Regions from separate parts of the Homo sapiens genome. Here regions 2, 3, 4, 5 and 6 are each linked to region 1. A link is an interaction called in ENCODE POLR2A ChIA-PET data of the cell type or tissue named here. Cell type or tissue: MCF 10A. All regions are shown on one strand.

The links. Peaks named below come from ENCODE experiments on the same cell type or tissue, not always from the same donor. Only the 100,000 strongest peaks of a DNase experiment are listed, where the experiment ranks them.
Region 2: POLR2A ChIA-PET joins it to region 1 with 11 read pairs; 7 of 35 experiments call an interaction of 5 or more read pairs at or near these places.
Region 3: POLR2A ChIA-PET joins it to region 1 with 38 read pairs; 4 of 35 experiments call an interaction of 5 or more read pairs at or near these places.
Region 4: POLR2A ChIA-PET joins it to region 1 with 34 read pairs; 6 of 35 experiments call an interaction of 5 or more read pairs at or near these places.
Region 5: POLR2A ChIA-PET joins it to region 1 with 15 read pairs; 6 of 35 experiments call an interaction of 5 or more read pairs at or near these places.
Region 6: POLR2A ChIA-PET joins it to region 1 with 29 read pairs; 9 of 35 experiments call an interaction of 5 or more read pairs at or near these places.

What each region holds. Positions count from the first base shown.
Region 1 is chr6:42,402,639-42,406,638 of GRCh38, reverse strand. All of the region lies in intron 2 of TRERF1 (transcriptional regulating factor 1), which reads left to right. Among named protein-coding and RNA genes, the nearest start is that of TRERF1, 47 kb to the left of the region's middle. In MCF 10A, a CTCF peak has its summit at 3,130; DNase peaks (open chromatin) are centred at 2,018 and 2,938.
Region 2 is chr6:42,292,453-42,296,452 of GRCh38, reverse strand. All of the region lies in intron 4 of TRERF1 (transcriptional regulating factor 1), which reads left to right. Among named protein-coding and RNA genes, the nearest start is that of MRPS10, 77 kb to the right of the region's middle. In MCF 10A, no CTCF peak of the experiment used is centred here; a DNase peak (open chromatin) is centred at 1,512.
Region 3 is chr6:42,337,183-42,341,182 of GRCh38, reverse strand. All of the region lies in intron 3 of TRERF1 (transcriptional regulating factor 1), which reads left to right. Among named protein-coding and RNA genes, the nearest start is that of TRERF1, 110 kb to the left of the region's middle. In MCF 10A, no CTCF peak of the experiment used is centred here; a DNase peak (open chromatin) is centred at 2,292.
Region 4 is chr6:42,546,127-42,550,126 of GRCh38, reverse strand. It overlaps LOC124901317 (a long non-coding RNA gene), which reads right to left and starts at 3,102. Exons shown (of 2, transcript XR_007059578.1): 1 at 1,788-3,102; 2 at 955-1,183. RefSeq lists an enhancer at 2,055-2,234. In MCF 10A, a CTCF peak has its summit at 2,365 (motif pointing right); a DNase peak (open chromatin) is centred at 2,416.
Region 5 is chr6:42,530,049-42,534,048 of GRCh38, reverse strand. No RefSeq gene overlaps it. Among named protein-coding and RNA genes, the nearest start is that of UBR2, 32 kb to the left of the region's middle. In MCF 10A, a CTCF peak has its summit at 1,806 (motif pointing right); a DNase peak (open chromatin) is centred at 1,818.
Region 6 is chr6:42,276,996-42,280,995 of GRCh38, reverse strand. All of the region lies in intron 4 of TRERF1 (transcriptional regulating factor 1), which reads left to right. Among named protein-coding and RNA genes, the nearest start is that of MRPS10, 61 kb to the right of the region's middle. RefSeq lists an enhancer at 1,057-1,569. In MCF 10A, no CTCF peak of the experiment used is centred here; DNase peaks (open chromatin) are centred at 605 and 1,615.

The sequences.
Region 1 (4,000 bases):
AGAGGCAGCATTTGTTGAGGAAGGTTCCAGAAGACATTAGGTAGATTTGAGCAGTCGTCTAGGATATACTGGACATACCCAGGTCTGTTAACTCATTGGAGCCCGATTGCAACCTGTGAGCTGAGGGAACTGGGGTGTGCAGGGACTGGGATGTGAGCTCCTTTCTGGGCTGACTTGGGTCCAGGACAGAGGCCTCTGCCTGCTCTGCCTGTGGTCCTTCCTCTGTACCAATGCCCTTTCAACAAGAGGAGTCATCGGCACTGGCCAGAGTTCATCTTCTTCCGTGGAGTGAGGAGAGGGGCAGAAGAGAAGAGGGTGAAGGGCAAGAAGATTCTGAGATGAAGAGGGAAGAGGAAGGTCAGGAACCAGGAAGGGGGTCTGACTGATTTTCGGGAAGCAGTTGATAGGATGTGGGACCTGGAGTTAGTCACCTGGGGCCAGGTCCCAGCTTTACAGCTGCCAGCCTCCATAACTGTGACCAAGTCAGCCAACTTTTCTGAGCCTCAGTTTCTCCCTCTGTAAAATGAGGATGACTAACTTACCTCCTAGGGATATGAGGAGGACTAACTGAGTTGTATCTGGAAAGTGCTTGGAACTTTCCAGGTCTTCCATACACACTAGCTGCTGCTCTTGTTATTTTTGTGATCACAAAGGATTCTTGCCCCTTGGAAATGACGGTGCTTCTGTGTCATGGGCTTTGTTGCATGGTGGGTCAGTAACACTTTCCCTGTACTCCACAGGGGCAGGTAGTTGCTTCCCCCTGCCTGCTTCTCTCTGTCTTGATCTTCTGCCCCTTCCCTATTTTTTTTTTATTTTTTTTAATTTTTTTAATTTTTTTTTTTTTGAGACAAGGTCTGGCTCTATCGCCCAGGATAGAATGCAATGGTGTGATCGCAACTCACTGCAACTGCCACCTCCCAGGCTCAAGCAGTCCTCCCACCTCAGCCTCCCAAGTAGCTGGGACTACAGATGTGCATCACCATGCCTGGCTAATTTTTGTATTTGTTTGAGAGACAAGGTTTCATCATGTTGGCCAGGCTAGTCTTGAACTCCTGACCTCGGGTGATCTGCCTACCTCGGCCTCCCAAAATGCTGGGATTACAGGTGTGAGCCACCGCACCAGACCCGTCTATTTTCAGTTTGAAGCAGCACCTTCTGTGTGCCAGGCATTTTGCTTTGTAATTGAACGTACATCATCTAATTTAAATCCTCCCAATAACTCTTCTGGGTGGGGCTAATCATTCTTGTTTTTCAGATAAGGAAATGGAGGCCTAGAGAGTCCCACAGGAGGAGATTCAAATTCTGTCTCCATCCCTGAGCACACATCAGTATAACCTTGTGTGCTGGGGCCTCGCATCTTAAGGCTGTGTGAACCAAATTCCCTCCCTTCCTTGTAAGTGACCTCACTGGAACACAGCTGGGATGGTCCTTAACTGCTGCCTTTTCCCTTCCCAATTGTAAGACTTTGAGTCAGAGTACTTAACCCTTAATGCCTCACTTTTCTGTCTATAAAGTGGCAGTGATAACAGCACCTAGTTTGGTAGGGTTACCGTGAAGATTAAATAATACCCAGAGTTCTGGAGCACAGCTGTAAGTGGTGGTTGCTGTTACACTGGTCTGCAACTTTGAACCCTATCCAGCCCCCTGAGAAACTGACCTATCTGCTGACTGTAGCCTGGGGGTGGGTATATTAGCTTTGACTAAATATGTAAAACTTTTAGTGACCCTTCAATCTCCCTGTCCCACCCTTAGGCAAGAGGAATTCTCTTAGTCCTGCAAATGAGAACTGTTCTCTTTTGATGAACACAAAGAAAACCCAAAGTGAGAGTTTCCTAGTAAGAGAAAGCAGCAGCCCTGAGGTATTAGCTCCTTAGGGCCTTGGATTCTGCACTTGCTTAGCTCTGATAGGAAGCAGGAATCGGCACAGAGAGCGGTTAGACGGTAGGATCAAGAGGCAGGAGGAGAGTATCCTGCTGGGGTGAGAGGATAAGGAAATGAGGTTGGGTGGGGCTCCTGACAGGGTTAAGGCCTGTGAATCACCAGAGGCCCTCAGGCTGGGTGCAGTGGGCTGGAGGTAGCTTTTCTGAAAGCCGTGCTTCTTGGAGTCAGCATTGGCTTCACATTCAAGACGGCTGGATTGGGGTGGGGGTAGGGGAGAAAAGGGGGAGTCTTAGAGGAATGAAAATGCATCACGTGGCCACAGCAAGAATCCAGAGAGGAAATGATTAGAATTGTGCTATGGAGTGAAAAAGTAGGACTAGAATGGAGAGATAATTTTGTAGTTCCCTGGATGTGGAGGTGTGCAGGGGAGTCTACGGTGACCCCCAGCTTTTAGCATGTTACTGGATGCTTGGTGGCACCATTGACAAAGATGAGGAGGAACCCAAGAGAAATAAGGTGAAAGATGTTGAGCTGAGATTACCTTTTGACATGTTGAGCTTGAGAAACCCATGGGAACTACAGTTAGAGGCATCTGCTCAGAAGAATGTCCTGGCTGGAGTCGGGCACCATCTGCAAACAGATTCTAGTACTTGAGTCTAGTACTCAAGACTCCCAGGCACAGCATGTTCCCTCTTGCAGGTGGGGTGGGGTCAGGCAGAGTGGTGAGTGGCCGGAGAGGCACCCACGGAGTGCCCCATACATGCCTGGCACCAAGTTGGGAGCTAGGTTCTCTGCAAGCGGGCTCTGTGGCAAGGCCTGGGGGGGGTCTCATGGAATTTCAAGTCTGTCAGTGCGGATGAGCCCAGCAAGAAGAATGTGGGCAGGGAAAGCATGGACAGTGGACAATGAAGCCCTGGAGGACACTAACAGCTCTAGGACTGGAGACCATAGATTTGAAGGATATAAGCTCCGGTTACAAAATGCGCTCTGGAATGTATCCCATTCTGCTGCTTACAATCTGCCCCACACCTGCAGGGTGGAGTACAAACTCCTTAACACAATGTGCACAGCCTGCCTGGACCTTGCCTTGTCTTAGCTTTCTAGGGCTGCTGAAACAAAGTACTACATACCGGATGACTCAAAGCAACAGAAATGTCTGCTCTTGCAGTTCTGGAAATTTGAAATCAAGGTATTGGCAAGGTTGGTTCCGTCCAGGGGTTCTGAGGGAGAAACTGCTCCGTGCCTCTCTCCTGGCTCCTGGTGGCTGCTGGCGATCCTGGGTGTTTCTTGGCTTGTAGCAACATCACTGCAATCCCTGTCTCCATTGTCACGTGGCATTCTCCGTGAGTGTGTGTGTATGTGTGTGTCGCTATTTTCTCTTTTTATAAATAAGGGCATCAGTCATTGGATTAGGTGAGCTTAAGATGAGTATAACCTCATCTTAACTAACTATGTCTGCAAAGACCCTATTTCCAAATAAAATCACATTCTAAGATTCCAGGTGGCCGTGAATTTTTGGGAGACAACCTAGCACCAGCCTCGTTTTTACCTGCTTTTTTGGGCCTTATTTCCCTCCCACTTTCATGGCCTTTTTTGGGGAAGATGTCCAGAATCTACCCCAGCTGAGGTTTGCTGTCTCTGTCTCGTGAGCCGCTCCCTCTCTGTGAGCACCCCAGTACTTTCTTTTTTGCACCCCAATACTTTCTTTATTGTCCCTGTCCTAACTAGGCTCCAGCTTCCTCAGAACAGGGACTGGACCTCGCTCCTCTCTCTTTGTCAGCAACTTGGTGGCTGAGAGCCTCACCTTCAGGGTGCCACAGAAGCGGGTGTGAGTCCAGGCTCCCCACTTAATTAATGTGCGACCCTGGGTGACTTCCCTGACCTCTCCTAGCGTCAGTTTTCTCATCTGTAAGATGGATCTATTAAATGAGAAAAGGTATGTAAAGCAGCTAGTCCGGACTTAGAATCTCCATGAGGGCAGCATTCGATCTTGTTTTGCTCACCTTTGTGTATCTGGCACTTAGCATGGTGTCTGATGTAGTAGGTGCTCCGTTAATATTTGTTGAATAAGTGACCACATGGGGAGACTTAGCTTGATAAGAAATGACTTTATAAGAAT
Region 2 (4,000 bases), 110 kb after region 1:
TCAGTGCTTGGTCAGTGGTGGTTCATATAACTATGACTGAGAACAGACCACTTCAAGGCCAGTGTTCTTGTTGGTGATGCTTTTAAATTGACAAAGCCAGTTTATAAAATGAGATTAAAATGGAGGCAGAAATCTAATGTAAATGTGGGAATCCCAGCCTCTTTATGATGTTCTTTGAACTGGGGTGTTTTTAAAAATAATCTGAGGGAAGATAGAACGCACTGGTCTGGCCAGTGTTTGTGGAAGATGTAAACCAGGGGTTCTGAAAATGGGGCCTAGACCTCCACACTCCATATCTTGGCCCTCCCGCTGAGCTGTGCCCTGTGTCCTGGTGCCGTGGTGGGGCTGGGGCTGCGTGGACTCACTGTGGAGGTTTCCCTTGCAGGGCCCCCAGATCAAGGGATGGCATTACTGCTCTGAGGACACATTTTCAGCAGTGATGGGGCTGGGGGAGAAGGGTCGTGAATGTCCTTTAGCTCTATTCTTATAGCTGGCATGAGACTTCACTTTTCACGCCCTCTTGTAATAAATGGCTTTATATTACACCTAGACATGTGTCGTTTCCTGATTTGATATCTATCAGGCAACAAGTCTTTTTTTCAAAGCCTGCTATTTATAGTGACTCTGGGCTTTGTATAGTGGGCAAGTACTATAAAAGAATGCATAAAGTTGCTGTGAATCTAAAACTACTCTAAAATTAAAGTCTATTCATCACAAGAGGACTTTGTAACCAAAAAAAATGCATAAAGTCTAAAACATCTTCATAAGATTGTTAGGTACTCAGAGTGGATATCCAAGAGGGAAAAACACGATGCCCTTCAATGGTCAGGGAGGGCTTCCTGGATGAGGCTGGATGATGATTTGAGCTGGTCTTATGGGGCAGCCAAGGTGAGGCTGCTGGAGAAGGAGCCTCATGCATCCTGGGTGTAGAAGTGGTAGGAACTGGGGTTTAGAAAGCCCCACAGATGGCCTTTGTGGTCCCTCTTGGAGCACCATCTCCCATTATCAAAAGCCCTCAGAAGTCCTGCGGCTAACATTTGACACCAGATTTCCCAAGTGTGTTTGACCACTCATAGCTGATGAACATGGAGGTCTTGAATGGGTTTCCACATGGCTTCTGTCTCTCTGACTAATGCTTCAGCTCATCTGGGCTACCACCTCACTTCTGTAAAACAGGGATTGGCAACTTTAAAAGTTCAGCCTCTTGGGAGCACCAAAAAATTATTTGAAGTTCACCTCTTATCTTTTTCCAGGCATTGCTCAAATATTTAGAAGGGTGAAGGTTTCTAGGGGGACTAAGCAGGGACATTGTTAGAGTTAGGGAGGGGGCTTCTTTGTTATCCCAGTCTCCCAAGATGATTGGACATTTCCAGCCCAGCCGAGTGGCCAAGCCTGTTTGCATGGAGTTAAATGCCCAGCCCCACCCCACCCCTTGTTCCCACCAGCAAACCTCAAAGTCTATTAACAGCCTCTGTCCTGATCATGATTCATCCTTCCTGCCCCTTCTGTATTCTGGTTACTCAGAGCCGTGAGCCAAGGTTGATTACTAATGCCATCCAACTGACCTTGCCCATGGAGAGCTTACCTGGTAGATTAAACATTCTTCATCAGATGACACCTCAGGTTGGGTTCTGTTTGTCAGCTAGCTCTGTACATTGCAACAATGGATTGTCCTAGATGCAGACGGAGACCCTTTTCAGGACCAGGAAGTCAGGGGACACATTATCTGAGGAGTTTGGGGTGCCAGGGTTATTGCGGGTATAGAGACAGGAGGTGCCCCAGGCCAAGAGCTCCTGTGCTTAAAGAGCCACATAAAAGTGGTGGAAATATGCTCTACATCAAATCTTCACGTGCTGCCCTGGAGATTGGCCGTTGGCTCCTTCTCACCATTGGTGGAACCTTTCTAAAAACATTTCATTATATTATTATACCAGTCATAGCCATTATTCTATTTTTTTTAATTGCAACATTAAGGCCGGGCGCGGTGGCTCATGCCTGTAATCCTAGCACTTTGGGAGGCTGAGGCGAGCGGATCATGAGACCGGGAGTTCGAGACCAGCCTGGCCAATATGGTGAAACCCTGTCTCTACTAAAATACAAAAAAAAATTAGCCGGGCGTGGTGGCGCACGCCTGTAATCCCAGCTACTCAGGAAGCTGAGGCAGAATTGCTTGAACCCAGGAAGCGGAGGTTGCAGTGAGCTGAGATTGCACCACTGCACTCCAGCCCAGGAGACAGAGCGAGACTCCGTCTCAAAAAAAAAAAAAAAAAAATTACATTATAGCTAGAGCTACCCCTACTTCTTACCCCTAATTCCTACCCCTACTCACTCTCTTCTCTTTTCCAAAAGATGGCAGAACTGAGACTGCAATCCAGACATCCTGACTTCTAGCATTGTTTCCCCAAAGGGCTCAGATCCTTAGGGATCAGGTGTCATTGGTGGGAAACCCTAGTATCTCAATATCCTGATATCCTGGCCCAAGATTGTTCAGTGTCCTGGGACAGGCCAGGCAGGGTCTCAGGGGATTCGTCCAACAGAGGCTTGGAGCTCCTCAGGTCCAACTTTATTCTGCAGAAGGTGAGTCTGAGGTGCAAGGAGGGGAAGTCATTTGCCCAACCAGGTCACAGGGCACATCTCTCTTTCTGTTTGGTCCGGGTTATCTTTATATTGGGTTTGCATTTCCTGAATACACAGCAACAGGGTGGGGGGTGGGTGGAGGACAGGGGAAGTGGGCTTAAAAGAACCCCATCTGAAAATGTTTAGATTTCCTGTGACTGTCCCGTGAAGAGGGAGATAATCTGTGTTCACGGAACTAAGAGGAGAGGGAGAGACTTGGTTCAGGTCCAGGAGGCCAAGAGTGGAGAGAAAAAGGAGGACAACATGAGAGCTATTCAGAGAAAGCTGTGACATTTTTATGGATGAAATAGAAACAAATAGGAGTTTGTTTCTTTGCACTTCAGTGATGTCTTCTTGTTTGTATTTTTGGACAACACTCAAGCCATGTGGAGGCTCTGGCCTCGTTCTAGTAGCAGTGGTTTGTGGTCTTTGGAGGCTCTTTGGCCTGGGACCGGGCGCCTTTGGTTCTCATCTCCCTTGAGTTGGCTTCTACCAGGATGTGTGATCCTTTGGAACTCTCTCTTCCTCCCTCGGAGCTTCCATAGCTTATCTCAAGGTGGAAATAAAACCTCCTGCTGGGCCTGCCTCACAGAGAAATAATGGGTATGAGAGTGTCCCCCACAAACTGTCAGGGTTAGATTGGCCTCGTTTTTTCTTTTTCCACGTCTGTGAGGCTGGCATGAGCTCTGAGGGAGTCAGGAGCTTCCACCAGGGAAGGCCCATGTGCCCATCAGATCAGGTGGCACATGTGGCCACAGAGGCCACTCCAGACCCGATTTCCTGGGACAGCCCTTCCAGGCAGTGTGTCCCCAGTTCCTTAAAGGGGGATGTCATTTAAGCAGGAAAGGCTGTAACTAAAAGTAAGGAAATGGTATATACGGACAGAGTTACTACCAATTTTCTGGAATTGGAGAGCTGGGTACCCTCTTGAAACAGAAAACGAAGTAGAATATCACTTTATCTGGTATCATAGAGGAACTGAAATGACTCCAGCTAACAGGGCCCACCCCTTCTAACTTTTTTAGGTGGTGATACCAGGTAAAGTGATATTCTACTGGATACAATTAAGCTTTAGATTGCCACTAAATAATTGCGTCTCATTTCCTCTTCGGGGGTCTTGAACTGCTTGAGAGCCATATCCCAGAAAGTAGAAAACCACCTTCGTTACCAGTAACACCAAATTAGAGAACTCAGCCTGACCCGTGGCCACACCAATTCCCTCTTTTGCACCCCTTGAATTGCACTGACCAGTGTAGACTTGTAGGCCTCTCTCTCTCGGACTTCCTGCAAGGATGAGCCAGTCATGTGCATGTTTGCATTCTGTTTCCTGCTGTCAGTGAACAATTCTACTGAACGAACTATGGCCTTTCCTTGATGTCTCTGG
Region 3 (4,000 bases), 65 kb after region 1:
AGAGCGGGGTTCAAACCTAGAGCTTTCTGTCTGTCAGTCCTCTTGTTTCTTCCACTCCTTGCTCCGCTGGTAAGTGATTTGAGGTCATGAAAACCCTGCACCCAAATCTGGAAGGATGTGGGGGGAATCCAGGCTGTGTTCTCCACTGTACACGGGGGACTGTTTTGGAACCCAGGAAGAAATGATGGGCCCTTGGCCCCTTAGAACTGGCAGGGTCCTTGGAGTAACTAGTTCTAAACAATTTCCCAGCACCCATAGGCATGAAGATCACCCCTTAAAATCCAATCAGCTAGGGGTGTTATGGAGGAAGGAGAAACTTCCTCCATCAGAGAAAGTTCTAGAAAGAAATTGATCATTTCAGAAGAATCCTCTGAGAATGTTAATTTACTGCGATCTGAGAAGAGTTTTCTTTTTTGCCGCTGGGTGCGGTGGCACACGTCTGTAGTCGCAGCTACTCAGGAGGCTGAGGTGGGAGGATCGCTTGAGCCTAGGAGTTCAAAGTTGCAGTGAGTTATGATTGCACCACTGCACTCCAGCCTGAGTGACAGAGCAAGACTCTGTCTCAAAATAAATAAATAAAATAAATTGAGGAGTTTTCTTTTTTGCCCATATTTATCACTCAGGAAAGGTGACCTTTCTGAAGCTTCTTATGTGGTGTGTGAAGAAGAAACAAAGCTAATACGGGGGGAAAATGCTACTTTTAAAAGAATAAATAGATTAATCTATGGGCTGATAAGTAGACGTTGAACATGGCAGCAATATTCATGTTTTGACAAATTGCACATTGCCACCAGAAAGAACCCTCAACCGTCTGTGAATGGGCCTGGTGAACCCTCATCCCTCTCTCTGCCTGCCCTCCCTCCAAGGTAGTCTTGGGGGTACTTAACACATCCCTTAAAGCTGTCACTCCACACTCCTTATGAGCTAGAGCAGTAATGGGGTGGTGTGTCTGAGTCACAAAAAAAATGTGAATCATTCTTGAAATGAGGGAGCCCTGAAAATATGAGTAATTTCTGTAGCAGGTACAGGTAAGAAATGGTTGTTTGGTTGTGACTGGCAACTGCTATGCAATTTCTGATTTTGACTTGATTGCTGTTGTTTTGAGGATAGGACAAGACTTAGCCCTGGGGTGGGTGCAGGGTGGAAAGACGTGGTGCCATTTGGACACAGTTCTTGCCTTTGAGCACTTCATACCCTAAAAGAGGTCAAGACATGTTGATGGTCGCAGAAAACATGTTGGTTTGAATATGTATTAAGTAGTAAACTGAAAGATAGAAATCTTATTCAGCATTAAAATAGACTTTTCTTAATCACGTATCTGATTAAATTCTGGTGGCTCCAGGGCTCAGCCACAGGTAGTGTCCAGATTCTCTCAGTCTACCTGGGAAAGAGCACTGGGCTAATTCATACATTGTGTTTCTGTTTACACATCTGTTCTCAGGAGAGCTACTTGTTCAGGGCCTGTTGTCTTTGTTGATCTGTCAGTCTGCATGGGTTTGGCTGAGGCTTGATACCTGCTATGAAATTCAAGGTTTGTTAAATAGAAACATAAACACACTTGTGAAATATCCTTATGTGCTTTTATTAGCTCAGAAAAGTAATCCAAGAAGTAAAGAAACAACATAATAGAATTTGCTTATTGTTTTTTGCAGCTTTGGGTACAATTCGTAGCTATTGAGTTTCCTGGGTTCAGAAGTAGTTGCTGCCTGAGGACTGATTGGACATTAAGACTTGATGTTTCAAAAGTGGGTTGGTTTTCCGACCCTGCTATTATATTGTGAGTTGGGGACGGAGGAGATGAATAGGAAAAGATGAAGGAAAAAAGGAGCAGAGGGTGGTACAAAAACTGATGGAAACAGTAAATAGGCAAGGAGGTGAAGCAGATGGAAGGAGAGACGTGGAGGACAGGAAAGACCATAGGCATGCTTTTGGCTGTAAGTAGCAGAAAAACAAAGGAATGGTGATGGAGAAACACATTTTCTCATAAACCAGAAGTTTGGATAGAGGCAGTGGTTATCTGGTATTGACCTGCAGTTCAGCAGTGACCTCAAGGATAGATAAGAGTTTTCAGTCTTTCCGCTTTGCCCTTCTTCGTGTTTTGGCTTTTCGGCCGAGTGCTGCTGCTTTCGTCAGTCCTGGCAGTAGCATGTGTTCACCCCTAGTTGCAAGAAAGGCTGGGAAAAAGATGATTTAGCTTTTCCAGCCTCTCTAGTGGAGGTGGGCAGGAGAGGTTAGGGATTACTGGTGGGTTAGTCAGCCAACTGTCTGGCACAGACCAATTGTGAAAAAAATATAAAGATAAACAAATATACATTGAGTCACCACCACAAAAAGCTCACGTTCCTGAGAAGTTCCTGAGTGTGGGCAGTGCAGAGAGTCCCATGTGGGAACCCTGGTATTATGGTGCGGAAGGACCTCTGGTAGGTCCCATTCTAGCCACATGGTTGATTACTACCAAGATCTGGATGCAGGATGGCAGGCTGGGTGCAGGGAGAGCCGTCATAAATCCTGAAGGACTCCTAGGAATGGTGTGTGAGGAAGGGAGGTGGCAGAGGGAGCACCACGTGAGTCTACCTTTGATCTGGTTTCCAGCTCATAATTCTCAGAAGTAACACTGCTGCTTTCCAGAGGTGAACAGGAGAGTGCTTGTTAATTTCTTTAAAAATTCCATTCTAATGAGCATATGCATTTAATTTAGTACTCACTTTCTGGCAGTAGTTCTTAGAGCCTGACACTTCTTTAGCACCATTTTGAATTTCATACCTCTGTGCACATGCGTGTGTGCGGGCGTGCATCCCCCTACCCACGTCCCGTGACCCAGGTCTCCTTTTCTTCTCTCTGCCTCAGAAGAATCCCAGTCTTGTTCAGAAGACCGGTTGCCCATTTCCCTACCCCCAAGTTTCTTCCTTCCCTCTCTCCTGTGCCTGAGCCATATGGTGACCCTCCTTTCCCCATGGTGCCCAGCAGAGGCCAGCTCTGACACGTGGCTAGTGCTGCTTTTGGTCGTTTGGTATTGTTTTGGGTCCTGCCACTTCCTCACAGCAGTGAGCCAGGTGCCTTTGATCAGAAAAATGTAAGCCAGCTGATTTCAATGTAACTCCTCTGGAGCAGGACTTCCTAGACCTTCACGTGCCCACAATCACCTGGGGGCTCTTGTTAAAATCCAGACTCTGTTTCAGGAGGTCCAGGGTAGGGCCTGAGACTCCGCATCCCTAACATGCACCTAGGTGCTGCTGCTGCTGTTGCTGGTCCAGGTAGCAAGGGTCTCAACCCTCAACCCTGGGGATCTTTTAATAAATATCAATGTTTGGACCTTATCCTAGATCAGTTGCCTCAGAATCTCTGGTTGATGGGGCCTGGGCATCAGCCTGTGAAAGCTCATCGGGAGGTTTTCATATGCCAAGGTTGAGAACCATTGATCTGCGGCTTTCCCACCTCCATGCCTTTGCTTATGCTATCCCTCCTGCTTAAGCTCCTCCCCTGCTTCCCCATTAGAAGGCTGTGTGTCCTTCAAGGCTCTGCTCAGAGGCCATGTCTCCTTGAAGCCATCTTGATGCCCACTGTTGATATCACTTCCCCTCCACTGAGCTCTCACATTACGCGTGCCTGTCTGTGGCTCATTTTGCCTCCGGATAGTGGTTTGAGCGTGGCTGCCTCTCCCAGTAGACTTGGTGGGCCTTGAGGATGGGGATCACACCTGCTCATCTGCAGGCGGGGACTCAATAAATAGGAGCAGAGCAGATTGTTCCTGAACCCAGAGAAAAACCGCAGGGGCCTCAGACCTGCTCCAGCTAACCTCCTTGAGGATCAGGAGCGGTATTAGAACTTGAGCCTGGCTTTTCCAAGAGTAAAAGACCAAGTGGAAAAAGATGCTTCAGCTGTTGAAGAAGATGAAGGGTATTACAGTTCCTGCTCCCTGGCCCTCGGGCTGCACACAGCTGGTCCAGCCCCACTCTGAGAGGGGTCTTCTGGCCCCTACCCATTGTCCTTCCCTGACCAG
Region 4 (4,000 bases), 140 kb before region 1:
TCGCCCAGGCTGGAGTGCAGTGGCACAATCTTGGCTCACTGCAAGCTCTGCTTCCCAGGTTCACGCCATTCTCCTGCCTCAGCCTCCCGAGTAGCTGGGACTACAGGCGCCCGCCACCACACCTGGCTAATTTTTTGTATATTTTTTTAGTAGAGATGGGGTTTCACCGTGTTAGCCAGGTTTGTCTCGATCTCCTGACCTTGTGATCCACCTGCCTCAGCCTCCCAAAGTGCTGGGATTACAGGCGCGAGCCACCGCACCTGGCCCAGTCATTTAGGATTTTTACTCACCAATTTTTGTTGGCATTTGTTTCCATCAATTGCTTTTGCCAATGGCTAATAGTTGTACTCTTCCATAGTTGAGTTTACACACCTATATGGTCTGCAAATAACTGAGTGTTAATTAGCATTAATTGAGTGTGGCTATTCTCTACACACATTCCAGTCTGCTCCTTTTGGGTTCAGTCTGTCCACAAGTGCTACATGAGGAGTCTCTTAGAGTTGTAGCTTGTGCTGCTCCCTATTGGAGGGAATAACCCCATGCTTATTGAGGGCTGATCCTTGACTAGGAGGCGCCATTACAAAAAGAAACAGGATCAGGCTGGGCACAATGGCTCATGCCTGTAATCCTAGCACTTTGGGAAGCTGAGGCAGGTGGATCACTTGAGGTCAGGAGTTCAAGACCAGCCTGGCCAACATGGTGAAACCACGTCTCTATGGAAAATACACACACGCACAAAAATTAGATGTGTGGGGTGGTGCGTACCTGTAATCCCAGCTACTCGGGAGGCTGAGGCAGGAGAATAGCTTGAGCCCAGGAGATGGAGATTGCAGTGAGCTGAGATCATGCCACTGCACTCCAGCCTGGGTGACAGAGCAAGACTTCGTCTCAAAACAAACAAACAAAAAACTGCTCTGATCTGGAAAAAATAAATTCAATCAAAGATCTCTTAACTGATGTAGTAAATTTGTGTTTATGGTCATATTCAGTACTTCCCCGGCCTCCCTCCTCTTCCCCTTTATGATTTGATTCCCGGATAGTTTGTTCATAATTTATCTACCATTTAGTTAAAAAGAGTTTTCATTTTTACTTTCATCTTTCTGGTGAATTGTGAAATTATAAGTTCCTGTCCCAGTTTACTTAGTGGATTTTCATCAGATTGGTCACCATCATCATGTAGAACCTAAAAGGTAGAGGGAAATTTCATTTTAGACTCATATGTTTACTTGTTAGTTTAGACTCATTTGTTTACTTGTTAGTTTTCCCTTGTTTTCCCACTCTTTGTCCCAATCCTTCACTTGTATTTATCAAAGCAAAGTTCAAAATTCCTTATTTGTATTTATCAGATCCCTTCATAGGTAGCATCACCAGATGTACTTGGGGTTTTGGCAATTTATTGATGGGACTCTTACCTGTCCCCATTATTGTTACTCACTCTTTGGTCTGTCACCATGGAGTTATATGTTGGAAGCAATTAGGAGAGTAAATGGCTTGTGATAGAACAGTAGGCTTCCTCATGCATGTTCCTGAGTCAGTGAAAATCCTCAGCTATAAAGTGAGGAGTCAATGCCTCCACCCTCCTTTACTTGCTGCTTAGGAGATGGGCAAGTAGGAAGGGCCATTTTATATTCAGATTATAAACCCATTCTTGACAAATCAGATGCTAAGAAATCAGGAATGCTGTTTTTCTGTACATCTCCTTAGTGGTGGCTTTTACCGAATTCAGCATTAATTGTGACAACATAGTTTTGGCTCTGATGAGAGGGCAGCAGTGAAATATAACCTACCTTTAGGCCGGTGCCTCCAGGCACAGAAAAGGGTAGGGAAAGGATAAGCTCACAGGGCTGCTGTGAGTAGCACGTGCGTGGACTGCTAAATACGTTGGGTCCTCCCCCAGGCCAAGGCAGCATCCACTCCTCCACGGTCTCTCTGGTCATGTGACCACTTGTCTGCCTCTCTCATCTTATCAGAACATCTACAGCTTTGTTCCACGGGATTCTTCACTAGGGATCTGATGGCATCCACGTGAGGAACCAGGAGCTTAATTTTGTCCGCCAGTCAATGGAATCCACAGCCGGCAGCCAAGCCAGTGGCCTAAACATAAATCACTGCCTGCGAATTTGAATACAGGAAAGTCTTGTTTGCTCTCTAGAGCCCAGCTTCAAGTCATCGGTACTGCCTTTGGTTCTGCCCACTGGGAAGAAGCCCCTCATTCTCCTCTCCAAGTATCCCCCCCAGGCAGGGTATAAGGGGACCGCCACCGCTGGAGGTTTTAGAAGTGAGGGAGGCAAAGCCACCCACAAAACCGGCGGCAGCTCAGAGTCCACCGTGCTTCTCCGGCACCGATGCCGGGAGCCTGCAGGGGGCGCCCTTGCCCAGGCTGGCCTCCGCAGTGCCGGAGGAGGGACCAACCTCCGTGGGGCTGAGCTTTTCGATCTCTGGAGTTCCTCTTCAGCACTGGAGCTAGCTTTTGTTTGAACGTGACCGATTCCTGTTATACAGCTTGGGACCCCGAAGTACTTGATGTCCCTTGTCTTAGCTTCCATAAGCAGCTGGTAACTGACATTCAAAGGGAGCATCCTCAGGACTAGAAGCCACAGGCTAAGTCCTTCCCCTCCCTCAGGAATTCCCAGAAGGCTCCGGTCATCAGCAGTTAAGGAGACACACTTCATATTCTGATTGGTGATATGGACCCAGAGGAAGGGCAGCAGGCACTGTGGTCTGCAAGGCTTCGGAGGCAGTGGCTGGTTCGGACCGCATGCAAATTCTGATGCCCTTCTAATAATCTAATACCCAGATGTGGATCCAAGATGCCCATTAATATCTATGCCTGCTTTTTAGTGGTAGGGGGCTTGAAAAACAAAAGCCTCTATCTGGTCCAGGGTGAATTCCTCTAGCGGGCAGAGGCAGAGCCAAACTGCATCTTGGAGGGCGCCTGAATTTTCTCATGATTGATGGCACATCCCTTTCAGTCAAAAAAATCAAGGGAAGACAGAGCTTCAAGCACAGTTGTTTCTGAATTACCCCTAATTAATTTGTCATCGTTGTACAGAATAACTTCAGTATCTGAATTAGGCCACCTATTAAAATCCTGCTTTATCAGATTATGGCACATTGCCGGAGAATGGATATTTCACTTTGAAGGGAATTGCTGGCCTCGCCAAATGAAGGCTAGCTAAAAGTAGGGTTGTCAGATTTAGAAAATACGAATAGAGGGCACCCAGTGAAATTTGGGTTTAAGAGACATAACAAATAATTTTTTATTTAAGTGTGTTCCAAGTATTGCATGGGATGTACTTATACTAAAAATCAATTTGTTCTTTTTCTGAAATTCAAATTTAAGTGGGCATCCTGTATTTTATCTGGCAACCCTAACTGTAAAAAGAGAATTCAAACAATTTAAAAGACCTTAGACCTTCGGTACCATTGTAGAGAGATAATCACCATTAAGAGTTTGGGGTGTGTCTTTCCTTTTTTTGTTTTGTTTTTGAGATGGAGTTTCACTCTTGTTGCCCATGCTGAAGTGCAATGGTGCGATCTCGGCTCACTGCAACCTCTGCCTCCTGGGTTCAAGCGATTCTCCTACCTCAGCCTCCCGAGTAGCTGGGATTACAGGCATGCGCAACCATGCCCAGCTAATTTTATATTTTTAGTAGAGACAGGGTTTCACCATGTTGGCCAGGCTGGTCTCGAACTCCTGACCTCAGGTGATCCACCTGCCTCGGCCTCCCAAAGTTCTGGGATTACAGGCGTGAGCCACTATGCCCGGCTTGGGTATGTCTTTCCATAAACTATTCATGAATATACACAAATATTTATGTATGTTCAAATCCTGGTTCCTCCAATTGCTAGCTGAGTGACCTTGGAAGAGTTAACTAATCTCTCTGGATCTTAGTTTCTTCATCTGTAAAATGGGCATAATAATAGTATCTGTCTCATAGAGTGTTAATGGGGGTTAAATGAGTCTGGCATTTAGAAGGCACTGAATGATTGTCTGTTA
Region 5 (4,000 bases), 130 kb before region 1:
CCCTGACCTGGTACATCTCCTCCACTTGAGAAAGAAGGAACTGAGCATTGCTGAGAGTGTACTAATTACCCAGCAGTGTAATAGGTGTTTCTTCCTTTTTTTTTTTTTTTGAGACAGAGTCTCTGTCGTCCAGGCTGGAGTGCATTGACTCAATCTTGGCTCATTGCAACCTCTGCCTCTGTCGGGTTCAAGTGATTCTCCTGCCTCCCCCTCCTGAGTAACTGGGACTACAAGCGCTCACCACCATGCCCAACTAATTTTTGTATTTTTAGTAGAGATGGGGTTTCACCATGTTGGCTAGGCTGGTCTCGATCTCCTAACCTCAAATTATCTGCCCGCCTTGGCCTCCCAAAGTGCTGGGATTATAAGTGTGAGCCACTGCACCTGGCCTATAATAGGTGTTTCATGGATCCTTATGAACTGTGAGTGTAAAATACACACCAGATATCAAAAAGACTTACTATAAAAAAGAAACATAAAATAGTTCATAATGCTTCATATTAAATACACATTGAAACATATTGTTTTGGATATATTTGGGTTAAATTAAATATATTGTTAAAATGTATTTCACTCGTCTCTTTATCTTTTTAAATTTGACTACTAGAAAATTTAAAATTTCATCTGTAGCTCACATTTGTGGTTCATACTTTATTTCTAGATGGTCAGTGGCAACTAGAGTAGCAGACACATGGGGATTACTTACGCTGGTTGTTCATTTTTTTTTGGACCCCTCCTAAGAGCAGAGAAAGAGGTGAGAGAGGAAGTAACTTCTCCCAAGCCTGTCTGATTGAGGATTGGATGGAAAACAGGTTAAAATGAATTTGAGGACATATCCCTGCCCATTTTCTTTCCTTTAACTTTTATTTTACTTTTTTTTTTTTGAGACGGAGTCTCGCTCTGTTGCCCAGGCTGGAGTGCAGTGGCGCGATCTCGGCTCACTGCAAGCTCCACCTCCCGGGTTCACGCCATTCTCCTGCCTCAGCCTCCCGAGTAGCTGGGACTACAGACGCCCGCCCCCACGCCTGGCTAATTTTTTAAAAATATATATTTTTAGTAGAGACGGGGTTTCACCGTGTTAGCCAGGATGGTCTCAATCTCCTGACCTCGTGATCCGCCCTCCTCGGCCTCTCAAAGTGTTGGGATTACAGGCGTGAGCCACCACGCCCGGCCTAAATTTTATTTAACTTTTTAACTTTTTTTTTTTTGAGGCGGGTTAATGAGACTGCCTAATTTTTGCATTTTTTGTAGAGACGGTTTTGCCATGTTGCCCAGGCTGGTCTCAGGCGATCCACCTGCCTCGATCCCCCAAAGTGCTGGGATTACAGGTGTGAGCCACTGAGCCCAGCTGATGACCATTTTCTTTAGCCTAGTGGTTCTCAGCCTCAGCTGACCACTAGCATCTCCTGGGGAGCTTTTAAAAATCTGATCCTCAGGCACACTACTGTCCAGTTAAATCAGAATCTCTGGAGAATCTCTGTTTTTCAGGTTACTGAGGCTCAGGCAAGATTGAGTCTCAGTATCCTGAAAAAGAGTGAATCACTGCTTTAGCCAGATTTGTAATCCTTCCCTGGGAGCAAACTGTAGGTATCTGGAAAACAAAGCTAGCAACATTTAGAAAGCAGTAGTCTGTGAAGATTTTGAAGGATATTACTTGGGTCATTATAAATGTTCTTTCAAAAAAAAAATTGAGGTTACTTTATTTCCCTTTTGTGAATTAACCCTGAAAGAACAATGTTAGTTTTCTAACAGGGTTAGAGAACTAATCTTGGAAGTTCATCCTGTTGGCCACTAGGGGGACTGGATAAAACATTTGTGGAAGGACAAGCCTGTGTCCTTGGAGAAATTGCCTCCAGTGGAGGTAAGTTGGCACTGTCATCTTAGTGGACAAAAGACCAGCATGTATTACTACTTTTTAATTTTTATGTGAGTTAAATCCTATAAGCTCCCCCAAAGGACCTGACTTTGCCCCTAGGAATGAAAATTGATATAATCCTTCTGGAGAAAGCAACGTAATTACAGAAAATATTTATTGAGCGCTCACTCTAGGTTGGATACTGTGCTAAGTGCTTCACGAACATTATCTTATTTAATTCCTCACAAAAATCCTATGCAGCAGGCACAATTGCCTGTATTTTCAGATGAAAAACAAGGACAGCAGCCAGGCGTGGTAGCTCATGACTGTAATCCCAGCACTTTGCGAGGCCAAGGTGAGAGGACTGCTTGAGGCCAGGAGTTTGAGACCAGCCTGGCCAACATAGAGAGACCCCTGTCTCTACAAAGAATACAAAAATTTAGCTGGCATGGTTGTGCATGCCTGTAGTCCCAGCTACTCAGGAGGCTGAGGTAGGAGGATCGCTTGAGCCCAGGAGGTCAGCCCAGGAGGTCAAGGCTGCAGTGAGCCATGATCGTGCCAGTGCACTCCAGCCTTGGTGACGGATCCACACCCTGTCTCAACAAAACAAAACAACACAACAACAACAACAAAACCAAACAAGGGCTGGAAGGATAAAAGAAGATACCCATGGCTACAGAGCTGGAAAATAAAGCATTTGAGCCTAGGCAATCGGTCCCCTAGAACCTCACTCTTAACCTCTAAATAGACTTTCACCTAAGGCTTATAGTTCTTGGACTTTACTCAAGGAAATGATCAGACAACTGCACAATTCAGAACAAAACTGGACCTAGAAAAACCCCTATTCTTATAGGAGACTAGTCAAATAAATTATTATGCAGCCATGAAATGAAATAATATGCAACAGCTAAGAGTGCTGATATAGAAGATTTTATTGAAATGGAAAAATCTTCATGAAGTATTAAGTTAAAAAAGCAAGTTAGAAAACATATTCAGTATGATATCCAGAAAGCAAAAGTTGGCAGATACGTGTATGTGGGAAGGAACACTAAAATATTTAACAGTGGTTATATTTAAGTGGAATCTCAGAAATTTTAACTTTCATCTTTACATTTGCCTTTATTTGCTAATTTTTCCATAATGTATCTTTTGGGCAGTAATTTTTTTAAAAGCAATGCAAACTAAGATATTTCAGGATATGAAAGAACAATGCCTGATTAAAGGAAGTGGAAGGAGTAAATGGGAACTAGTTCTTGAGATTGTCCTGGGCACTAAATTTAGCTCTAAAACTCTGGCAACCAAGAGAAAAAGATAAACATATTGGCTGTACAACTTTCACGTTATTTTATTTAGTGTTTTAGGAGAGGGTCTCTTAGATGGTTTTCCCCATTTCTAATTGTTCACTCTTGTGAATTTCAGAATGTGGGACCCTAGACAGTTGTTCCACACGTGTCCCAATTCTGTGTTACCAACTGCATTTCACTCGATTGAACCTATGTTCAACACTAGAGATAGTGCCAGGTGAGAGACTGAGTGCTAAACCATCTCTTCCTTGCAACAGCACTCTGATTCCTACCTCCCGCTCATCCCCCATCTTGAATTCCATCTCATACAAATCCTTCTGTTGCTTGAGTCTAGTTCAGGCACCTCCATTAAGGTCATTGGTTCAAACCAACCTTCCCCTTTGGTGAGCCTATTGCAACATGAGTCCTCATAGAACAATTCAGTGTGGACACATTCCCTCATTTCATAAGCAATGTTTCTACTATTAGACTGGAAACACCTCATAAACACAAACCTCTCCTATGTATAGGGTTCTCTCCTATGTATAGAACCCTAGAATCAGCATTTTAGAGTTTAAAAGGGAGACCTGACCACTAGGGTGATCAATGCATCCTGGTTTGCCCAGGACTTTCCCACTTTTAGCACTAAAGTTTCGGCATCCAGAAAAGCCTCTTAATCCTGGCAAGATGGCAGGACACTTTATGGGTACTCACTAGATGTTTCTCGATTGGTGGGACTGTTTTATCTGGTAAAATCCCTACTGGGCACGTTCCTATTTTTAGCTATGTGTTAACAAAATAATAACCCTGTGCATTAACATGACTCTCTCCAGTGCAGTGGTATTTTTTTTTTTTTGAGATG
Region 6 (4,000 bases), 130 kb after region 1:
ACAAAGCACCAGACAGTGGGAATCTCAGGTGAGGGGGAATTTCACTTCCAACTTTATTCCATAACACTGAATTCTTAGAAGCATTTATGAATTAAAACATACTGTTTTTCTTCATCGTGGCATGCTGTGATTTGGAACAAGTTTGGAACCAGGTCCTCCTGACAGACTTTCTCTGCAGCTCCCATGGACTTGCCTCTCAAGGACATCTTCCTAATTGGCTTCCAGGCCTCCTCCCTCACTCCTTCCTTTCCCCGCCCTCAGCAGCCTCCTAAGGGCCCCGAGAGCCTACACAGGGTGCCATGAGGGTGAGGCTCCCCCTGGACCCTTGAATGAGGAGCCTCACTCATCTGCCTGGGAAGGCTGGCCTCCCATAGCACCATGAAGAACAGGGGAGATGTCGTCAGGCACGGCCAAGTGGCTGGGCTGAACCCCGAGGGCTGCAGGGCATAGAGGCTTCTTCCTGGCTGCCCTGGGTCAGTGCCTCCTGAGCACTCACTCACACTGTCAGGGGAGGCATGAGCTGAGTCCCGGAGACGAGCAAGTGAGCAAGCGAGCCAGGGCTCCCCCTGCCCTCCCTCAGAGCACGAACTTGCTGGGAGATGGGTACCTGAGTGAGGCTCACCATCCCCCAGGGCTTCTAGAAGGAGGCCAGAACCGGATCCTCGGAGGCCTGGAGGAGGGAGCGACTCAGGAAGTCCTGCTGGAAGGCCTCCAGCCCTAGTTGCCAGAGGTCCCCTCGGGTTTGTTTGTTGACTCCCAGAATTCCCCAAAAGACCTTAGAAGTCTGAGCAAAAGGGACTGTGGCTTGTCCGAGCCCCCTTATCTTAAAAGCGAAAAGCTTGGGACCGTGGCATTGCCCAGTATGTAGCTCGGTGTCGCCGCCGGTATTTACAGAATGCTCCCCGTGGCACCGACGTCATAACCTGGGATACCCTGGGCTTCTACACAGGCTTTTTGTCTGAAACGCAGGCAGGAGACCCAGAGGGGACCCACGACAACCCAAACACAAGAACACTATTGCACGGTTATTTTACATACTGACTTTGTACATCACTGACTTTGTTACTGTGTGAGCTGTTTTCCAGAAAAAAAGGGGAGTGGTTGTCCCTTAAGATGATCGCTTCTTCTCTGGGGCCCTGGGTGACCCTTTGGTTTTTTATACAGCTTGATGTCTTGGAAGGCCACACACCAAAGTCACACAGCTGATCTGCTCGGGAGTATAGCTCACACACACACAGGCCTGGAGAGTCTGTGGGTCTGGTGCCATCTCAATGTGCATGGCCAGGATGTGGTGACAGCGCCAGCCACCACCCTCCCTGTCGTCCCTTGCAGAGGAAGTTGGTCTGTGCTGCCCACCTGCCGGAGGCTGTTCTGGCCGCTTGGCCCCATGACGCTAGGTGTGGAGCTTGAGTGATAGCAACAGAGCCTGCAGGTGCTTGACTTGTGCTTTCTTCTATTAATAATTCACTCTGAGGCTGTAGGTGGGGCCAAGGGGGTCAGATCTCCCTGCCAGCCCACTTCCCCTCTATCTTTATTCCCACTTTCGCTGGGGCCTCATCAGAGCAGCCGGAGGGAAATCTCCTCCCATTCTCCCAGCCCTGCCCTGCCCTGCCCAGGACAGCTGCAGGGCCAGGGATCCTTTGTTTGGCTGAAGTCCCAGGTGCTGATTCAGAAGGCCCCACGCCCCAAGTTCTTGGGGGCAGGAGTGGAGGATCCTTCCTGTGGGCCCTGGGCCCAGACCCCCTCCAGCCAGGTGCCCTGCAGAGACCTTCCCGGAGTCCCCCACAGCAAGGGTCTGCCTACTGCACCTCCTGGGCCCTGGCTGGAGTGACCTCATCCTTCTGTGAGGCCCAAGCCCTATATTGTGGCTCCCACCCTGTGAGGCCTGGGGTCACCAGTTGTTCTTCTCTGCCTTCCCCTTGTGACATTCCTTGGGGTCCTTTGGAAGCCTCCTCCTCCCCAGATTGCAATCTTAAAGACACAGTTTTGTCCCCTAGCAGCCCTGGCATAGAAGGTCCTCAGTGCGAGTTGGTATAAAAGACTGTAAAGGATGACAGGACACAGATGCTGGTCTGAGCTATGAGGCCTCAGTTAATGTGACTGTAAACCTCATGAGGCCAGGGGCCCTCATGACCTCTCATCTCTCCTGGCACAAAGCAGGTCTTCAATCTGATTGATGATTGATTCTGAAATTCTCTTAGCAGCTCCTCCTTAGGGGACACATGTGATCATGAAAGCATTTGGGTCACTCAGGGAATCACGTGTGGATTGTTTTGATGCTCCTGTGTCCCATCTTCTTTCTGCAGACCTTTCAGCTGGATCATCTGTCAACCTCACCGCCACCAGGTGATGGGGGATGGTATCAACTGTGGGTTGGGAGGAAGCTTCCTGGGGAGCCAGGCAAGCTGGAGTGGTCCTCATCCCTGGCATGCCCCACTCAGAGCCTGTTGCACCTTTCCCTTTAGGCTGAAAGGTGCGGTAAGTGTGGTTGTAAGTTTCCCACAGGATCTCTGTATTTGCATCTGCTACTTTCTCCTTGGAACCATAGGCTGTAGCTGACTTTATCAGTACCGATGTGAAGTTTGTTAATCCCAGGTAACTATGTTGGAGTTTGTTCCATTCTAGTCTCCCAGAGCAGTTTGTCATACAGGAAGTGCTCAGCCACATCAGTTACATCAATTTAACATCGCCTCCCCTCCCTAGCTTCTGTGTGTCATAAAAGGAGAGGTGGAGACCACATTGGTCTCTACACTGCGTGCATTTGCCCCCTAAACAGTCGTCAGATCTATGCAGTCAATACCAACTGGATCCAGAACCCTGAATTTTGTCTCTACAAGTCAGGTTAAGATGAGGCAGAGATTGTATGGATTTTATTCAGCCTCTCTCTCTAGAAAAACTTCGCTTCAATTATCTGGATGTAGAGAAAGCCATGACTGAAGTCCAGAGAGGGCAAATGACTTGCCCAGGGTCACATGGAGTCAGTAGAACCAAAGCCCAGGGCTCCTGTCTTCTATTGCAGTCTTCTTCTTCTTCTTCTTCTTCTTCTTCTTCTTCTTCTTCTTCTTCTTCTTCTTCTTCTTCTTCTTCTTCCTTCTTCCTTCTTCCTTCTTCCTTCTTCCTTCTTCTTCCTTCTTCCTTCTTTCTTCTTCTTATTTATTTATTTATTTATTTTGAGATAGGGCTAGCATGCAGTGGTATAATCACCACTCACTGCAGCCTCAACTTCCTAGGCTCAGGTGATTCTCCCATCTCAGCCTCCCAAGTAGCTGGGACTACAGGCGCACGCCACTACACCCAGCTAATTGTTTGTAGAAATGGGGTCTCACTATGTTGCCTAGAGTTATCTTAAATTCTTGGGTTCAAGTGATCTGTGGGCCTTGGCCTCCCAAAGTGCTGGGATTAGAGGCATGAGCCACCACTCTCAGCTTTTTCCAATGCTCTTCTAACTACCCCATATTCACAGAGCCAAAGCCCATGTTCCTAATCTCCCTACAATCCTAGCCATGTCAGGACTGCTGCGGGACAAACCTGTATCTTTAAGCTCACAATCTGAGGGAGGATGAGGCTTCAAAAAGACCCCAAAGAATGTCACAAGGAGAAGCAGAAAAGGGCAACTGGCAACCCCAGGCCTCACAGGGTGGGAGCCACAATATGAGACTCAAGCCACACAGGAAGGAGAGGTCATCCCAGCCAGGGCCCTGGAGGTGGAGCAGGCAGAACCCTGCTGTTGGATACTTAGGGAAGGTAGTATGAAACAAATGTGTCCAGGAATATATCAGCAAGGCCCACTCAGACCATGGCTGCCTCCTCCAGGAATTTACCCTAGACTCCTGCAGCTCCCACTTCTCTCCCCATGTCCTTAGTTTCCATACTGCTCCATGACAGCTAGGAAGAGAGAGAAGTGGCATATGGTAGTCACAGGGGGGAGACGATGTTAAAGTCCCTGGTAAAGAACTACAGCCAGCCCAGAGGAAAGATGGCAGTGACAGTGACAACCAAA